Linked DNA regions of Homo sapiens: region 1 is linked to region 2. Evidence: read pairs that join two places in POLR2A ChIA-PET (ENCODE). Cell type or tissue: GM12878. All regions are shown on one strand. Links, peaks and the distances in the headings refer to the core of each region. The heading gives the core; the rest is flanking DNA.

Region 1 (4,404 bases), core at 294-4,293, 930 kb after region 2:
CTGTATAAATCTTGTACTTCTTAGCACAAGACTTTATAAATTACCCAGTTTATTACATCCTTTATAAATTACCCAGTTAAATTTACTTCAAAGTATTTTATTCTTTTTGTTGTATCATAAATAGAAAGTTTCCTTAATTTATTTTTCATAGTGTTCGATGAAAGGATATAGAAATACATCAAATTTTATGTGTTGAACTTGCATGTGTTAATCTTAATTTGTTCATTAGCTCTAATAGCTTTTAGTAGATTTTTAATATTTCCTTTTTATATTTTCTGTATATGAGATTACATTTTCTGTGGCTAGAGATAGTTTTACTTCTTCCTTTCAAATTTGGGTGCTTTTTATGAAGAAATATTTTGAAAGTCGCCAGAGAAAAATGACAATTTACATACAGATGGACAACAATTCAAATGTCCATGGACTTCTAATCAGAAGCTATGGAGACCAGAAGACAGTGGAATGAATGACATCTTAAAGAACTAAAACACAGAAGCAAACACTCATCCAAGAATTCCACATTGAGCAAAAATAGTTCTCAAGAATGAAGGCAAAATAGAAAATATTTCCATCCATCAGTACCGTAATAACATTAGTCACCAGCAGACCTACGCTACAATAACTACTGAGGGAATTTCTTCGGGCAGAGTAGAAATAATACCAGTTAGAAACTCAGATATTTTGGAATAAATGAAGATTATTGAAAAGGGTAGAGATCTTAGCAAATACAAAAAACTTTTTTCTCTTAATTAAAAAAATAAAGGGGACTTCCACTTTCACCCCTAACATGTAAGGAGCTTGAAAGTTGCCATTCGCATCCTTACAATGAAAAAATGCTGGACAGTAAATAGAAAACTGATGACTTTTCTTAGCCTCAGAGAATTGAGATGGCAGAACAACCCAACATCTCAAAAGCTGGAGAGATAGGCGCATTCATATCTGCTTATCTAATGAAGACCTGCTGGAAACCATAAACAGTATGACTATTTAATTAATTCTCTAGTAATTATGAAAAATTACTGGAGATTAAATGTGAACTAGTGTGAGAGTGAGAAGTTTATGAGGGGGAAAATCATAGAGGGGCTCTCCACACTTTTGTGGGCTTTTCCTCCAGGAATTGCACAATATTCTCATAATGAGAATTAGGAAAATCCTTTCAGTGGCTCTGACAGGAGGAGGGGAGAAAAAGAACAAAATATACAATAACTATAAGATAATATCAAAGGAGGTAAAAAATCTAGTTAGAATCCCAGAAAGAGAAGAAAGAGAAAAGATAGCATAAGACATTTTTGAAGCATTAAATGACCAAGAACATCACAAATTAGTGACAGATACCAAACTACAAATCCAGTAAGTTCAGAGAACACCAAGAAAGATAAGTACCGAACACACACACACACACACCCCTGGGCATTTTGATTCAGACTGCAAAAATCAAATGCAAAGAGAAAATCTTGAGTGAAGACAAAGTGCAGGGAGGCAAAACACCTTATCTATAGATGAAGAAAATGTAAGGCTTATAGTAGACTTGTCAGAATCCATACAAGTGAGAAGAGAGTGAAGTGAAATCTTCATACTGTTTAAAGAAATTTCTACCAATATATAATTTTATATCCAGTGAAATTGTCCTTCAAAGGTGAAGCAAGGTAGTCAGTGATCTTTTGGGTGTGATTTCAGGATCCCAAACTGGCTTTCATATGACCAATAATAGGGTCCCATATTACTGCAGATGCCAAAAGTCAAAGCACGATAAGTATGAGTAAAGTAATTTTCACTTTTTACTGTTTGTAGACAATGTCCATCTTTCAATTAAATAGCCAGACTTCCATTAAACTCTGGTAACATGTCAAGCCCTGTGCTAAGCTGGTGCTCTGTATTCATTTGCTCAGGCTGCCATAACTAAATACCACAGACTAGATGGCTTAAACAACAGGAATTTGTTTTCTCACAATTCTGGAGGCTAGAAGTCTAAGATCAAGGTGCTGGCATGGTCAGTTTCTGGCAAGGGCTCTCTTCCTGGCTTGCAGACAGCTGCCTTTTCACTATTATGTTGCAGGGTGAGAGAGTGTGTCTCTTCGTATAAGAATGCAAATCTTACTGGATCAGGACCCCACCCTTATGACCTCATTTAACCTTAATTACCTCCCATAATGGCCCTATCTCAAAATACAGTCACATTGGGGGTTTCAACCTATGAATTTTAGTGAGACAAAAATTTTCACTCCATAGCAAGCTCCAAGATAAATATAAGAATCATTGTTACATAAAATCTTCATGTACCCAACAGAAAAAGGCAAATGAACCTCAGTGAGGAGAGATGTAATCTATTAATTTTCACTTTAAAATTTGATAAAATAAATGGGAAGAGAGGGAACTTAAACTGCACTTTGAGATTTTTACTTGATTCCCACAGATCATAGCTTAGCAGCAGTGTATGTAAAAGACAGTTTGAAGTTAACACTCATTCAATAGGTATCCACAATTAGCCATAGATAAAAAAGCTGCTATCTGTTTAGATTATATTTACAGGAGAAAAATTTCCAAAATGAGGGAGGCAATAACCCTGCTGCTCTCTGTCCTTTCAAGATGACACCTGGAATACAGTACTTTGCTCATTTCTGGGGCCAGAATACATGAAAGTTATGAATAAACTGCCACATACCCGGATGTGTGACCAGGGGGGGTAAGGAATGCAAAACCATACCATATAAGGAATAGCTGAAGAAACTGGTAAGAGCTGACCTAAAGAACGGAAAACTAAAAGGTTTATAAGCTCTGCATTGAAACATATGAATAATACATAAATGAAACTTTCATTTTGGAGACATAATTAGGTTAATTATAAACAAGAACACTCAGTCAGAGCTATCTGAAGATGGAATGGGTTGAGTTTGAACATAATGAGTTCTCTTTCATTAATGGTATATAAGTACCAGCTAGATGACCACAGGCAAGGATATTATAGAAGGAATTGTGGTAACAACTGGGGGTTGGACTAGTAAACCTTGCAGAATTCTTCCAACTTGAAGATTCTCAAAGGGTATGATTCTTAAGATCACCAGAGGATTGTCTCTTTTACAAAATAATCTATCAACAGTTCTTATTTAAATATTAAGTAACTCTGTTGGATTTAATATGAAATTGTTTTCTAATTGGGTAAACTGAGGCACTTCTTAAACCTTCCCTGCTATGTTTCTTTGGTTTTTGTACTGAAACTCTTCTTTATCGCTAACCATTTTCAGTAGTGGGTATGACACAAGCCCACCTGCACATCACATTTTATTGCCCCGTGACAGGGCTCAATTGATTAGTAAGTGTTTTTGACAACTCATTCTATGCTTAGCACTGGATAGGGCCTGTGAGGTGATAGAAGTCTCAGACAGAAACCCTGTCCCCAAGGATTTCCATTCTCCTTCAGGAGTCTGTACAAACACAAAGGCTCAAGGGAACGGCCCAGGCTCTAGGATTTCCCATAGGGGAGGTTGATGTGAACAAGAGTGGTCAAGGGTAAAAAACATGAGCTGATACGTCCAAGAGTGAATTTGTATTTATCATCTGCTTCTCTTTCTTGTGTCCCCAACTTAGCGAATGGTACCACTATGCATCAAGTTTCCAAACAGAAACTTGAGAGTCATCCTTGATACCACCTTATTTCTTCTACTGAAACTATCAAATCTATGGATAGATAATGCCAATTTTACTCCCATCTCTTAAATATATATTTTCTATTACACCTGCCACCACTGTAGTCAATGTTGCTTAGAAAAATGCCTCATCTACTAACTTGTCTCCCTGCCTCTCCTTATTCTATTCATTCTCCACACTGTAGATTGAATAATCTTTCTCAACTCCAACATGAGGATACCACTCTTCCATTTCACACTCCTTGATATGATGTTAAAAGCCATTTGTAACCTGGCTCAAGCATCTCTATCCACTATCATTGTCTTGTTTGTTTTATCTTCTATGTTCATGATGTACTTAAATTATTTTAAATGCTGAAATTTCTTCCCATACTCTCACTTACCTTCAGACCTTTCTGCCTTGTAGCTCTTTCTACATGGAGTACTCTCCCGACTGTGCCCAGAGCATCCCAAAGTATCTTTCAAGTCTCTTCTTAGATGTTATTTCCTTCGAGAATCAAGTCCTGATTATCTTTCCAAGTCTGCATGGCTTCCTTTTGTCCAGACTATTAATATCCTGTATTTTCCGCTATCGTATGGCCCTTTCCAAACTACAGTGTAATGACCTGCTTAATTGCCTGTGAGTTCTGTGAAGGCAGAGACTTTAGCGAATTTGTTTAGACAGACTTTTTAATGTATATTCAGTTACTAGCACTTTACTTAGCACATAGTAGGCATTCAATAAATTGTTGAATAAATAAGGGTAAGACATGCCAGAACA
Region 2 (4,404 bases), core at 169-4,168:
TATAATAATAAAATAATAACTATCTAACCCTAGGTAATTTATGTAATCATTCCGAACCTGTGTTCTTGTCTTTCACATGGGGATAGAAATGTCTACCTTACTGCCCTTCAGATAATTGGTAGATGGTCTGAATGCAATACCATATTTGAATGAACACAGAAGAAGTAAAATGTGTGGTACAAAAATGCACAGTATCATTTTTTTCACATTGATTATGTGATTGACTAACCAGTAAGTCAATGTCTATGTATTCTGATGTAATTTGATCTACATTCTGGGATGGCTCCAGAGAAAGATTACTTTCTCCTGGTAGCTATAGAAAACAGAAAGAAGCCATATATTACAAAAGTCCAGGCTCTGAAAAATTTCCTTTTGACAAGCAAGCACAGCAGCTGTTACTACTTACCGTCTAAGACATTCAATGAAGTGGTTCATATCAATGGACCGAATGGGGACATTGCTCCAAAAAGGCACCCTTGCACAGAGAAGCTCATCAGTCTAAACAAAGATAACAAGGGGAAGGAGTAAAATATTGCACTCCAGCCTGGGCAACAAGAGCGAAACTACGTCAAAAACAAAACAAAACAAAAACAAACAAAAAACTCCAGAGCCAATTATGAGGACCTCAAGAAAACCAATCTCATTTCTTAATAATCATACTTCATTTTTAACTCAAAATTTATGGACCAGGTCTATCACTCTTTTTTTTTTTTTTTTCCTGAGGCAGAGTCTCACTTTGTCACCCAGGCTGGAATGCAGTAGCACAGTCTCGGCTCACTGCAACCTCTACCTCCCAGGTTCAAATGATTCTCCTGCCTCAGCCTCCCAATTAGCTGGGACTACAGGTGCATACTATCACGCCTGGCTAATTTTTGTATTTTTTGTGGAGATGGGGTTTTGCCACTTTGGCCAGGCTGGTCTCAAACTCCTGGCCTCAAGCAATCCACCTGCCTCAGCCTCCCAAAGTGCTGGGATTACAGGTGTGAGCCACTGCACCCAGTCTATCACTCATCATATTCACTTCATTTGGCTCTAAGTGATGTTTGGTTTACTTGGTTGGCTATTCCCAACCAAGTAAATTTGAATATGCGCCACAGGTTATGTAGGCAGTTTCCAAGTGTCTTTGAATAATTGTTCAATTACTTCAAAGAGATGATACACATGCTTAAGTTCTGGTATATTGGTTTTAAACCAATGTGCTATGGTTTGAATGTTTTTGTTCCCTCCAATATGCATGTTGAAACTTAATCCCTAATGCAACACTGCTGGGAGGTGTGGCCTAATGGGAGGTGTTTAGTGCTGCTATAAAAAGGGTTCGTGTAGTGGGTTTGCTCTTTTTTTGCTCTTCTGCTATGTGAGGAAGCATGATAGGCCCTCACCAGACACGAGATGTTAGCACCTGATCTTGAACTTCCCAGCCTCCAGAAGTGTGAGAAATACATTTCTGTTTGTTATAAATTACCCAGTCTGTGGCATTTTGTTATAGCAGCACAAAACAGATAAGAGACAATGTTATCACTAATTTTCAGCTGTGTATAGATAGATCGTTGGAGCAAAATAAATGGAATTGAAGCTAAGACAAATATTGTAGCCTTGCTTCATTGTTAGAATTGTGTAACTGTCCACTTATGTGCTCTGTCTCTGCCTCAGTTCTTGGGGCCTTCTTGAGTCCTGGGAGCAAATATTTGCAGAATATCTATGGAATATTCAACTCCTTACTTTGATTTTTAAGAACTCGAGGCCAGGGCCAGGCACAGTGGCTCACGCCTGTAATCCCAGCACTTTGGGAGGCCGAGCCAGGTGGATCATTTGAGGTCAGGAGTTCGAGACCAGCCTGGCTAACATGGTGAAAACCCACCTCTACGAAAAATACAAAAATTAGCTGAGCAAGGTGGTACACACCTGTAATCCCAGCTACTCGGGAGGCTGAGGCAGAATTACTTGAACCCGGGAAGCAGAGGTTGCAGTGAGCCAAGATCTGGCCACTGCACTCCAGCCTGGCAACAGAGTGAGACTCTGTCTCAAAAAAAAAAAAAAAAAGAGAGAGAGAACTTGAGGCTAGGCACAGTGGCTCACACCTGTAATCTCAACACTTTGGGAGGCAAAGGTGGGAAGATCACTTGAGCCCAGGAGCTCAAGACCAGCCTGGACAACATGGCAAAACCCTGTCTCTACAAAAAATACAAAGATTAGCCATGTCTGCTGGTGTGCACCTGTAGTTCCAGCTACTCAGGAGGCTGAGGCAGGAGGATTGCTTGAGCCCAGGAGGTTGAGGCTGCAGTGAGCCATGATTGTGCTACTGCACTCCAGCCTGGGTGACACAGTGACAGAGTGTGACACAATGACAGATAAATTTTTAATATTTCTATTAAAAATATACAGCCTCCAAAAAAAGAACTTTAAGAGTGTCTTATACAATTTTGGCTCTCACAAAGCACCTAATGCCTCACACCTAGTAGAATCATAGGATTCATAGGCTGCTAGATCTAGAAAGAGCCTTGGGAGGGGAAAACTCAGAAAGAGGAAGTGATGAGTCTTGATTACACAGGGAGTTGGTGTTGTAGGAGGCTTCCAAACTCAGAACTTCATACTTCTCAGTCCACTGCTGTTGTCAGCATACCACATTTGAATAAATAAACTAAGATCTCTCAATTGCTTATTTGCATAGACATTCGGTGTGAGTTGGCAGTCTTGTTTTTGTAACTCCCCTGGCCTCTGGTTTACTGCTGCAAATACATTACAATTGGTATAATGTTCCCAGTCCAAGCCTCTGCCACTCATTTCCTGGCATGATACTGCATACATACTTTTCTTGATATGTAGGCAAAAGCCAGCAGAATCTCCTATTGTAATCCCCAGGAGTCAGTGTCAAATACTTAAAATAAATAAATAAATACATTCACCGTATTAGTCATAATAACACACCCTTAATTTCACTTCATTCAAACAATAATGTTAGCAGAAATTAATGACATCTTTTGGATCAACATAAGCAGAGATAAGCCCAAACAAATAATCTAGTTAGTTTACCTCTAACCCATAGGGGGTAGTAAGTAAACATTGTCCAATTGGCAGTAACACTCAAAATATGACGTTGGGTTCAACCACAGTGTTGGTTTAAATTATAATATATTGTAATTATCTTAGGTAAAATTCCACCCAGAAGAACCAAATTTTAATATTTAATAAAATGCTACCACAAAGTACAAATTAGCTAGTTATTTGGGGTCACTTTTCAATTCATAAAAAATACCATGAGTTCTAGTTGACATTTTTTTTCTTTTTTTTTTTTTTTTTTTTTTTGAGAAGGAGTCTTGCTCTGTCGCCCAGGCTGGAGTGCAGTGGCGCGATCTCGGCTCACTGCAAGCTCCGCCTCCTGGGTTCACGCCATTCTCCTGCCTTAGTCTCTCTAGTAGCTGGGACTACAGGCACCCGCCACCACGCCCGGCTACTTTGTTTGTATTTTTTTTTTTTTTTTTTTTTTAGTAGAGACGGGGTTTCACCTTGTTAGCCAGGATGGTCTTGATCTCCTGACCTCGTGATCCGCCCGCCTCGGCCTCCCAAAGTGCTGGGATTACAGGCATGAGCCACTGCGCCCGGCCCCCTAGTTGACATTTCTAAATGACGCAAATATCTATTGCCACAAATCTTTACCATCCCTTGTGTCCTAATTCGTGGAAATATGCTGTGGTTTAGCAAAACATAGCCTTTGGAGACTGTCAGTTCCCATAGTATCTCAGGTAGTGACTCTGAATTGGATTATCTCCCTTTAGATAATAAATCCAAAAGTCTCTTGTTTTTCTGAATTCTCTACATAGCGTATCCTCTGTATTTATCTCTCTTACCTCCTCACTTATCACTGATCCTGAAAGGAATTCAAAATATTCAAAATAGCTCACAAAACCCAACCCAACCTACAGCCTCAAAGAGAAATGTCGGAGTCTAGGATGCAAACTCTACAATCAGACCCACTTCTATAATGTAAACAAATGACACTGTCTTGCACATGATAGGAAGTAGACCCAGAGAATCCATCATTTGAGGAAAGACATGGAGACATAAATCTCCTCTGGAATCATTAACATTTTAAAATGAACTTGTAGATATTAATATGTTGCTGTTAATGACATGAAAGGGTTTCGTGCCAGGTATTTAAGTGAAAGCAGAGTACAAAATAGTATGTACATTGTAATTATATGTAATTATATATACATACACATATAATTACAACGTACATGTACGCACATATATGTAATGTACACACCCTTGATATGGTGTGATGGGAATGGCATTTTACTGATGAGAATTGGACTTTACTTCTATAGTCTTTCTCCTCAAACTCCATAACTTCTGTCAAATTACAAAAAACATCAGACAAATCCAAATGAGAAACATTCTACAAAT

Evidence for each region. Peaks named below come from ENCODE experiments on the same cell type or tissue, not always from the same donor. Only the 100,000 strongest peaks of a DNase experiment are listed, where the experiment ranks them.
Region 1: POLR2A ChIA-PET joins it to region 2 with 5 read pairs; 1 of 35 experiments calls an interaction of 5 or more read pairs at or near these places.

The regions. Positions count from the first base shown.
Region 1 is chrX:131,304,413-131,308,816 of GRCh38, reverse strand. No RefSeq gene overlaps it. Among named protein-coding and RNA genes, the nearest start is that of IGSF1, 17 kb to the right of the region's middle. RefSeq lists an enhancer at 1,471-1,970. In GM12878, for the core only: no CTCF peak of the experiment used is centred there; a DNase peak (open chromatin) is centred at 2,597.
Region 2 is chrX:132,235,714-132,240,117 of GRCh38, reverse strand. It overlaps RAP2C-AS1 (RAP2C antisense RNA 1), which reads right to left. Exons shown (of 3, transcript NR_110410.1): 2 at 407-498. Among named protein-coding and RNA genes, the nearest start is that of RAP2C, 18 kb to the right of the region's middle. RefSeq lists a silencer at 2,623-2,917. In GM12878, for the core only: no CTCF peak of the experiment used is centred there; a DNase peak (open chromatin) is centred at 2,619.